Regions from separate parts of the Mus musculus genome. Here region 2 is linked to region 1. A link is a loop called in an ENCODE intact Hi-C map of the cell type or tissue named here. Cell type or tissue: heart. All regions are shown on one strand.

The links. Peaks named below come from ENCODE experiments on the same cell type or tissue, not always from the same donor. Only the 100,000 strongest peaks of a DNase experiment are listed, where the experiment ranks them.
Region 2: it touches region 1 in a loop (2.4-fold over the local background); 1 of 42 quality-filtered maps calls a loop at or near these places.

The regions. Positions count from the first base shown.
Region 1 is chr15:84,853,995-84,858,994 of GRCm38, reverse strand. Phf21b (PHD finger protein 21B) reads left to right here and starts at 2,866. Exons shown (of 13, transcript NM_001081166.2): 1 at 2,866-3,330; 2 at 4,191-4,256. The coding sequence starts at 3,277. In heart, no CTCF peak of the experiment used is centred here; DNase peaks (open chromatin) are centred at 2,824, 3,294 and 4,024; H3K4me3 peaks cover 3,386 bases; H3K27ac peaks cover 2,640 bases; H3K27me3 peaks cover 1,365 bases.
Region 2 is chr15:85,034,478-85,039,477 of GRCm38, reverse strand. It overlaps Fam118a (family with sequence similarity 118, member A), which reads right to left and starts at 2,416. Exons shown (of 9, transcript NM_133750.4): 1 at 2,234-2,416. In heart, no CTCF peak of the experiment used is centred here; DNase peaks (open chromatin) are centred at 563, 1,171 and 2,437; H3K4me3 peaks cover 1,704 bases; H3K27ac peaks cover 1,460 bases; H3K27me3 peaks cover 1,322 bases.

The sequences.
Region 1 (5,000 bases):
ACAACCAGATAAGTATCCTGCTACACATAGAAAGACTAGCAGTGTGAGTGATGGGGTTGGGGTGGGGGAGGGACATGAGAGGGGGATGTGCCTGGGAGGGGAGCTGGGATGTTAGGGGGGTGCTGAGCTCAGGTCAGTGCATGTCAAGTGGAAATGCTAGAAGTGGAATGCTGGAAGGCTGTGTTCAGAGGCTGTGCCATTCAAGTCCTTGGAGCCAGAGTTGCATGCCAGGGTGTATGTAACACCTTACCTACAAACAGCCGTTCCTTCCACAGCCATAGAATGAACACGGGTTCTGGTGCCTCCGTGGCTCCTGTGGATACCTCCTATAGGCTCAGATGTTCCAATATGTGATTCTCCAGTTGATGGGACAACTTGGGTACGTTTAGGAAGTGTGGTCCCACTGGAGGAAGAATGTCCCTGGGAAGTGACAAAGCACGAGTTCCAGTTTCTTGTCCCCACTTCCTGCTTATAGTTTGAGATGTAAGCCCCCAGCTTTTGTTTCTTCTGCCTCCCTTCTACCACCGCGGACTCTTTATTCCTCTGGAACAATAAGCCCAAAGAAATTCGTAGTTCTCTAAGTTGCCTTCGCCATGGTGTTTTCTCACAGAATGAGAAAAGCAGCTACTACCACTCCCCTAGGGTAGGCTTGCTGCCAAGGCCAGGCTGGGGGCAAGCAGGGCAAGCAATGGATAGCAATTCAGCCCATCTATTAAATAAGTCCACGTGTCAAGATGTGGGCAAGGCGCTTGAGGGGTCCGGAGTGTCTGTGTCTAGTGTGATAGATTCCCATCTTGCACAGAAGTGAGGTTAGGAGGTTTAGAGAAATGTGTCTGACTCTGTTCAGGGTAGATTTGGGGTTCAACTCCCAGTACCCCCTCATGAGTAAGCACTGCTTGGTTGACCAACAGAGAGGGTGATAGGAGTTTTATTGTGGAAATTAGGGGGGGGTATCCCAGAAAAGACATTTGAAGTGAATCTTGAAGAAAAGAATTTGTGAAATGTGGAATGAGGGAAAGAATATTCTAGAGAACACTGGTCAGGTGAAGGGAGAGAAGCCTGTAGGAGCTCAGGAAAAGCTACATGTTTGCTTACAAGAACACCTGCTCCCAGCTGCTCAGGAAGCCAAGGCAGGGGGATCAAAGTTCAGAGTCTCCAAAGCAGGTGGCTGGGGATGTAACCCAGTGGTAGAGTGTTTACTTAGCACAGGCCGGGCCTTGGGTTTGATCCTTGGTTGCTTACTTTGCCTCTCCTGCACTGTCTGTCAGAGAACTCCCATACCATGGCCTGTGCCATGATCCAGGAAGTGGGTGACATGTTGATCATTACTGAAGCCTAAATCAATCGACAGTGGGCAAAACTACAAACCACACTGGGTCGTCACCATCCGACCAGGCACATCTCCTTCGGTGGGCATCTGCTAGAGTCTGTACTAGCCAAGGAAAGCCAGAAAGTCTACCCTGTTGATGAAAGGACCACATGGCCAGAAAGATAACCCTGAGTTTTTGCCAAAAGCCAATGACATTTACAGAAATCACAGGAGGGAGTCTCTTGGCCAGCACATGCCCCTCCTGGTCCTCCAAACACCAGTCTTCACCTAGGCTGCTGTCCTCCCCAGCAAAAGACATGAGTGGAGCTTTGAGCATGGCTCCTGTAACAGAGGCTTGCCTAGTATGCTCCAGCCCCTGGATCCTCTGCACCTCTAACTACAAAATGGGGGGGGGGGTTGAAAGAAAAAATGGGGAGTGGGAGACATTGTCTTGACTTGAGTCTAACCCAGAAGTGGGAGGAACCAGTTTAGTCAGCCAGTTAGATCGTTGTCATCTTTGTCGACTGTGACCAATACTGTATATGGCTCTAACAACACTGGTGTTCTGGTGTGTGTGTGTGTGTGTGTGTGTGAGAGAGAGAGAGAGAGAGAGAGAGAGATTTCTCCTGAGGGGTAAAGGAAATATGTAGACTGTTGGCATCCATTGAAGAGACATTTCTGACTGGTGTGCCTGAGTTTTCTTTTCTTTCCTTCCTTCCTCCTTTTCTTGTGACCCACGGAAAGAGTTAGTTATGAGTCTCTATCAATTCACGGTTACTCTGACACAGAGGCCCCCCTTTCCCTGGCCTCTTTGAAACACACTAGTGTGCTAGCGCCCAGCAGGGCACAAAGCCCCGACATTAATTGATGAGGACAGGAAACTCCGCCGCAGTAATCTCTGAGACGTTGACCCCGGCCCCGGGACTGGGAATTCTGAAATGTCATCTCCGCAGCTGTAGTTATGATTGCTTTATGTCACACTGACCTGTCGTGTTTACGATTTTTAACAACTGTCTGGAAAAAAAAAAGTCTAGGGACATCTGTTGAGAGTTTAATTGTGAGTGTAAAAAAAATCATTAAAGGACCAATCAAGAGATCAGTTTTCATACTATTTAAATACCACAGCGGCCATTAGGCGCTGGGACTCCGGCGACAGGACTGATTTAGTTCCCCAGTCTCAGTGCTAGGCGCTGCGGGAGAGGACCGGGTGATTTAAATAAAACCGGAGAGCGAGGCGAGAAGGGGAAGCGGAGGAGGGAGGAGGTGCAAGAAGCAGGAGGGTGGCATCTCAGTTTGCTGCGGGAATTGTCGCTCCGGGAGTGGGACTGTGAAAGCATTCCCTGCTCCCCGTGCTCTCGGCTGCGCACCGAGGAGATCGCTCGGGCGCCCAGATCTCAGAGCCGCGACTTTGCGCTCCGCTCAGCCGCCACTTTTGTTTCCTGAGCCTGGTCGCTGGGCCGAACGCAATGCGCACGCGCGGGCCGGGCGGGGCGGGGCGGGGCGGGCAGCGGGTTCCCGGCACCGCCTCCTGCCGCCCCGGCCCGCTCCATCCGGGCACTGCCGAATTAGCATCGTGCCGAGGCACAACTTTGCCGCGGCCCCAGCGAGATCCAGGCGCGCGCGCCGGAGGAAATATAGTCCCTGCCGGCGGTCAGCTGGCGCGGGCGGCGACAGGGCGCGCGCTGGGGGGCTGCGCGGGGCTCCCGGCGCCTGGGGGCCATGCGCCGGGCGGCGCAGGCAGCCCGGGCACCCGGCGCAACTTAGCGGCAGCCGGAAGAGTTGGGCGCCAGCTCGCCTTTCTTCCCTCTCGTCAGCCTCCTTTCCTATCGGCGCTGCAGGAGGGAACTCGTGTCTCTCTGTGCCCGGGACACCGGATCCGAGCTCTCCCGGTCTGGTTCCCGCCGAGCCGCACAACTTCCTGCGAGCTCCGGCCAAAGTGAGCGCAAAGTGCTGCCCAAGTTGCGGCGATGGAGCTGCAAAGCCGGTCCGAGGCGCTCGCGGTGGAACTCGCGCGCCACCAGGTAGGTAGTCCCGGATACTGGACCGGGGAGCCTTAGTGGCCCGGGGAGTGGAGGCGAGAGGGATCGAAGCTCCGTATCTAACTCTTGGTCTCAGGGGTGCTGGAAGCAGGCCCCTTCCTGGAACATGTCCCGGGGCTGGGATGGAACCCTTAGTTCTCCCTCTCCCCCTCGCTTCCGTGCGATCCAGCACTGTTTGCAGATCCAGGGTTCGTGGGACCCCAGCGTGGCGTCTTCTCTGCCACTGCCCCGTTTGCACAACTCGGGCGACCGGAAAGGGGACCCTCCTAGAGCTGCCCAGGGAACAGGGTGCATGGACCGGCCAGCTCCTAGCCTCCTGCTCCGGGCCCAGCCCGGCACCGACCCTCACTGTTAGCAAAAGTAGTTTGGCGATTGTGACTCCGGCGAGAGGCGGCCGGTGCCCGAGTGATATTGCGGCGTGCGCGTGTGTGTGTTGGGGAGATTAGGACGCGACTTGAATATTTATGAGCTTTGCTCGACACGGACTCGCCGTGTTTACTTGGCTCTTTGTTCGTCCCCCCTCCCCCGGCACACACTCTTACACTCACTCGCACCCGCACCCCGGCCTGCAAACTTGCACGGCTCGGGGCGCGCCGCCGGGTGGCCTCGGCCCCCGCCCCGCCCCGGGAGCTGCCCCAATGAGGCGGCAGCCACAGGTAAGCTGCTTCGCGCGACATTGCACGGTGGCCCGTGTGAGGAAAGCGGTCCCGGAAAGTTGGGGCGCGTTGGGGTCGGCTTGGTCCGCCAGGCAGTGGGTGGTGGGGATGCGGGGCTCGGGGCTCGCCTGCTCGCCCCCCCCCCCGGGGCGGCCAGGCTGAGCCCGCTCCTCTGTGTCTTCATAGAACGGCGACCTCAAGAAGCAGCTCCACGAAAGGCAGCCACGGATCGCAGCGCTCAGCGACAAACAAGTAAGGAGGGGCCTATCCCCCACAGGGGACCGGGGTCCAGGGAGGATCGCCGGGCACTTTGGCAGCACCCTAAAAAGTGCCTGTACGGTCGTCGCACGCTCCGACTCCCGTGGGGTTATGGCTGCAGTCCTCAAAGTTGCCGTCCTCCCTTTCTTGATAGAAAGAGCTGATTTGTGGTGGCTGAGGGGAGCGCGAGGCTCCGGCGGCCGGCCAAAGATCTGCGCCGTACCTTCCGAGGCGCCGGCTGCCCGGCGTCCATCTTGAGCGGTGGACATGTTTTGGGAACGTGGACATTCCCCGGCCTCGGCATCCCCTGATCCCTGCTGCGGTGGGAGGGGGACACAAGGGGGCGGCAATTCAGGCCCGCACCCCAAACTCCTTGGAAGCCATTTCCGCGTGGCACTGCCGACCCGGTTTGGTGATCCTTCTCCTAGCCGGCCCCTTCCCGGCCATCCCGCCGGCCTCACTTTTTATTCTCGGAACCTGACGCCAGCTCCCGGGGAACAAAAGAAAGGCGCCCCCGGGACCCCCCAGTTCTGCCCTAACTTGAGTGTCTATGCCTGAAAGGGGCTGTGGGGACCCGCGAGGAGCTCCAACCATGGGGGTGCGCGCCCGCCGCCCCCACGGCGAAGAAAAGTTGTCCATTGTGAGTTAGTTGCGCTGAGCTCAGCGCTCCGGGTTTCAGCACCACGAACAGATGCCGCCGCCGGAGCCCTGCCGACTGCGCGCCCCCGAGCCCCTCCC
Region 2 (5,000 bases), 180 kb before region 1:
CAGCCAACCCCGACAGCTCTGTCACACAGCTGCCTGCAGAACACAGTAACTTTAGCAGAATTGATAAGGAGAGCTAAACAAGAGGTATGGCCATGTCTCCAGGCAGAAGGCTGGGGAGGAAAGACAGGTACACAACCCAGAAGGGCCCAGCCAACAACAGTTTGCTGTGCTGCTTACAGCCTTGCGTGGCTCACCCTGAGACTGTTCCTCACACGTGAAAAAGGAAGAGTGTGTCCAAGCCAGGTGGCCAGAGGCATTCCATGGGATAATATCAGAGAAGCCTACATGCTTCCCAGGACCCCTAGATTTAACCCATTAAATGCCAGTCCTGCCACTGTAGGTATATTCTAAGTACCTATCAGTCACGTGTGGCTGTGGTAGCCACAGAAAGCCCTCCTGCACTAGGCTATCTCCATTTCCCTCTCCTTCTCCCAAATCCGGCTTCATCCATTATTCCTTATAATCCCTAGTTCACTGCCTACAGTAGTGCATGTCACACCTTCCAGTGCTCACCTGTCTGGACATCGACACCTCCTGCTTGCAGCTTCAACCCCTCCAGGTACACATCCGAACTCGTCTCCTTCAGTACCTTCCCCTTTCCTTCAGGACTCCCCCGCTGACTTCAGTCCCTCTTCCCCCTACCGGAAGCAGTGTGTCTTATACTTGGATAGCAGACACCCTGGTGAGGCGCTAAGGTGAGTACCACCTATAAGCAAACAGATAAAAATCTCACCTAAAAAAAGTTCCCGTGTCAGTGCCCCAAGCTCGAAGCCTGGGCTTTCAGCTCAGTCAAGCTCTAGAGAGCTACTGAACCACACGGCCTGGGTCCAAGTCATTCCTACCTTTTGTGGTCTTTTGGCCTACAAAAAAAAGTCGCTCCACCACAGCTAAAGTGACCACTGGAAAAAATATGTAAGCCAGGACTAGGGACATGGCTCAGTCACCAGTCAGTCTGACCTGTGAACATAAGGCCTGGGTGTGATCCTCAGAACTCCTCAACCTTTAAGAGTCTGCTTCCCTGTTACCTCTTGCATCCCCTTCCCTCACCCCAGCTACTCTCTAGAACCCCCAAGCCCCAGCTGCCTTGAAGGCACTCTTAAGTACCACCAACTTGGCTAATCCCCACCTCCCAACCCTTACCAGCTGGAGCTGTGTCATCTGCCTCCAGCACCCAGCACTGGGCCGCAGAGGGTATCCACTCCCTCTTTAAAAATGCCTGGCCCTTGCCTTTCACAATCATCAGGCCATGTTCTTTCTTGGGGCTTTACCTCAGGGTACCAGACTGCCGGTGTAGCAAGCAAGTCAAGGACTGTTTATCAATGACAATAGCCCGAGGAAAGGATAATCCTTGTTCTAGAGATTTCCAGGACTGAAAATGATAAGATGTGTACCATTTGGCCCCAAACCTCCACCTCAGGGAAGACAGCCACCCTTAAATCAGGATCCCAGAAAGATGGACCTTTAGTTTACCTTCGTCCCATCAATTAGACCACTGTAATCAAGCTTTACTTTCCTGGACTGGTTTTGGTGGGCTGTGTGTGGTAACAGAAACTACCACACATTGAGGGCACAATCTAAAAGAGCTTTGACTGCCCAACTCCCGTTACTCCCAGCGCTGCCATTCTCCACAATGAGTCGGTCCCACACCAGCCTCCACTGCACGGTGAAAACAAACGCACATGCGAAGCCCCACATCCCACCTCCTCTTTGGTTATGCGTGGTCCTCTGTTGACCTATCAGATGGTGCTACTTTTATCCCTATTTACAATTCACAAACCTCAAGAACACTCTAGTAGAAGCTGAAAAGCTCTGTGGACCTCAAGATAGAGAGCAGGAGGCAGGAGATCCTAGGAAGGAAGGTCTCTAGGGATAGGTGGGTCTGAAGGCCTCTCCACCCAAGAAAGGATGGGAGTCTATGGGCCTGGAGACCCGAAGCTTTGGAGTTGGACCAGAGGGGATCTGTTGGACTTCTGGAGAAGATATAACGGTCTCGGGCCCTGAAGCCGCCGAGGTCTGTGTGCTGAGTCTGAGGGAAATCTGGAGGATGGTGAGGTTTTCTAGGTGTGGAAGGTAATCAGGTCCACAGGTGGCCGCGGACCCAGGCAGCCCAGGGGATGTCGGAGGCAGGGTCCCCAGCGCATCAGAGGGCACTAGGGTCCTGGGCACCCTAGGCGGGTTTTGAGGGCTGGGGAGACGCGAGGCGCTGGCACCCAGCCCCGACCCGCCGCCTCACCTGCCGTGCCACGGAGACACCAGTGTCGCTCGCGCTCTCGCCGCCTCCCACCCGGGTCGCGCCCCTTCGGCTGGGTGGAGCCGCCGGGCGCTGCGCCGGATGGCGCTGCGCGTGCACCACGCCGAGCCTGCCCAGCCGAATCCGCAGCGCTCTCTCAAGGCCTTCCCCCCGCGCGCGCGCACTGCCCGCGCGAACGTTCCGCCCTGAAATCAACGGCCCCGCGGCAACGGGAAGCCCCGCCCGAAGGGGCGTGGCCACGACGCGTCCCGCCCCCAAGAGAAGCTACGATTGGACCCACGGACTGTGCTGTCGTGTCCACGATGAGCCTGGTCTTAAGAGACTGAATGTCTCGCGGCCAGTCTTCCCAGCGCTGTTTTGTCTTCAGTTTCCCCATCTGCACGCCTGGACAGCCCCGCGGAAACGCAGAAGGCGTTGAGCTCGGCCGGAACCACCCTTGGGCAACCACTTCCAGCCGGGCTCACTCCATCTACCTCAAGCCACAGGCTGTACAGCCTGTGCCCTTCCCCAGCCTAGCATGCTTCACGTCCTCCCCGCAGTGACCGACTCCCTTACCACGTGTCAGAGTAGGCGTCTGGCCCTTCCGATGTGCCTCTTGGACACGTCTAGCTTGGGCTTAGATCCAGGGACTAATGAGCATATGTACCCAGGTTCAGCACCTGTTAATCGGGTGAACTCAGTGCCCACCCCGAACGTTCGAGAGTACACGTGGGTGGGCTCTGCGCTGGAGCACTCAGCATGAGGACCTTTAAAAGTCAATGACACCTCTCCTTTCTCTAAATAAGGCTGGGATGGATCAAAGCCTATTTCCTCTTCCTCATCTTCCCAGGTCGGCCTGCCCAGGCAAGTTATTTGGACTTCCTCTACCTCTGGCTCCTTTTTTTCTACATGGGTTTGCTGTAAGCATCCCTTCAGCCCCATAAGAAAAATGCATGTGTAATAAAACCTGGGTTTTTGTTCTTTTCTTTTTGAGACAGGGTTTTATGTGGCTTTGGCTGTCCTAGAACTAGCGCTGTAGAACAGGCTGGCCTCAAGCTCACAGAGTTCCACCTACTCTGTGGGTGTAAGGTATACAAAATCACTACCTGGCCAGCTTGAAATTTGTGGCACCAGAGCCCAGAACAGTGGTTTGAACACCTGAGTCTGGGTACCTACTAAGTAGCTGGCCTTTGAGAAAATGTTTTTTTCAGTCCTCAGGACATCTCCCATGAGGATGGCACCCCATTTACTGCAATTAACAGCAGGAGAGGAGGAAGCCCAGAGAAGTTGTATTGGCAATACCAACCATGCATTGGCTTCAAAGGTCTGGGCTTCCCACTACTAGACTGAACAATTTACATGTGATGCAATTTAGTTCACAAGCTCCTGCTTCCATAAAGGGTCCTAAGACTTGAACCTGTGACACTGGAGAAGTTCCCGGGTTACAGGAAGGAAGTTGTTCAAGGAGACTGTAGGCTAGGAGCTGAGGAGTTAGAACCCACAGCACACCACCCACACACTGGATGCCCTCCAAGATCCAGTGTGGCAGAGCCTCAGTAATCCCAACTCTCCATCTAAGGTCAACACAGATCGGAAGTCTCTGCCCATTCAGCCAAGCAGCTTTACAAGGGCAAACCCACAGAAGGGACAAAAGGGACACCTTAGAAACAATGCCCTCCTCTGTATCCAAGAGAGACAGATGAACACTTTCTACCCAGCCTGGCAGTACTAGGATCACCCTGATTTACAGGGAGTCTCAGAAAACTGCTTTAATCCCTGTCCACTGTGTTCATTCTGAGTAGATAATGTAGCGCCCGCCAGTGTGTTCCTGCAGTGCGTCATTCAGGTAGGCTGAACAAATTCATGAATAGGTGTGTGCACAAAATATGTTTCATGGCATGAGTTCAACAGACCAGATTCCTTTCTTTGTTATACCAAAGGTGGCCTTGGAGGCAAGCAGCAGTGGCTACCCCAGGAGATGTCAGTCTGTTTGAAATGCAAGTGCCTGTGGAAGTCTGCGAGAGTAATGATTACAAAGCACAAACTATGTGCTAAACTTCCCTGTGACACCTCTTCCTTCACTCTCACAGCAACCCTGTGCAGTAAGGATTGTGACTTTTTTCCCCCACAGATTCAGAAAACAGAGTCAGGAATGGGGAGATGTCTCCTTGTGGGTAAAGCATTTGCCATGCAGTCATGAAGACCTGAGTTTGAATCCCCAGAGCCCACCTAAAAGTCAGGCATGGTGGCACATCCACAGTGAGATGAGAGGCAAAGACCCGAGGAATTCCAGAAGCTCCAAAGCCAGCGAGTCTGGCTCATGACATTGTGAACAACATAAGACGGACCCTGACCCAAACCCACAGAGAAGTTTGTCCTCAGATCTCCACAGTAATGCCATGGATACACACACACACACACACACACACACACACACACACACAGGGACTTAACTGGTCAGTCAAGCTGCTTCAGTGTGCTGCTGTCTGGTTTGCTACAGAAAGAACTTTGCACAACCAGAAAGGAAAGAACTGCCAGACTCAGTGAGAAATGCTAGGGTGGTAGAAAAGACACAACAGGTGTCCCACGACAACATATTGTCACCCCCTCACACCCACACACGCCCACCAGAGATGAAGCTAATGCTTTATTTATTTATTTATTTATTTTTGGTTTTTCGAGACAGGGTTTCTCTGTATAGCTCTGGCTGTCCTGGAACTCACTTTGTAGACCAGGCTGGCTTTGAACTCAGAAATCTGCCTGCCTCTGC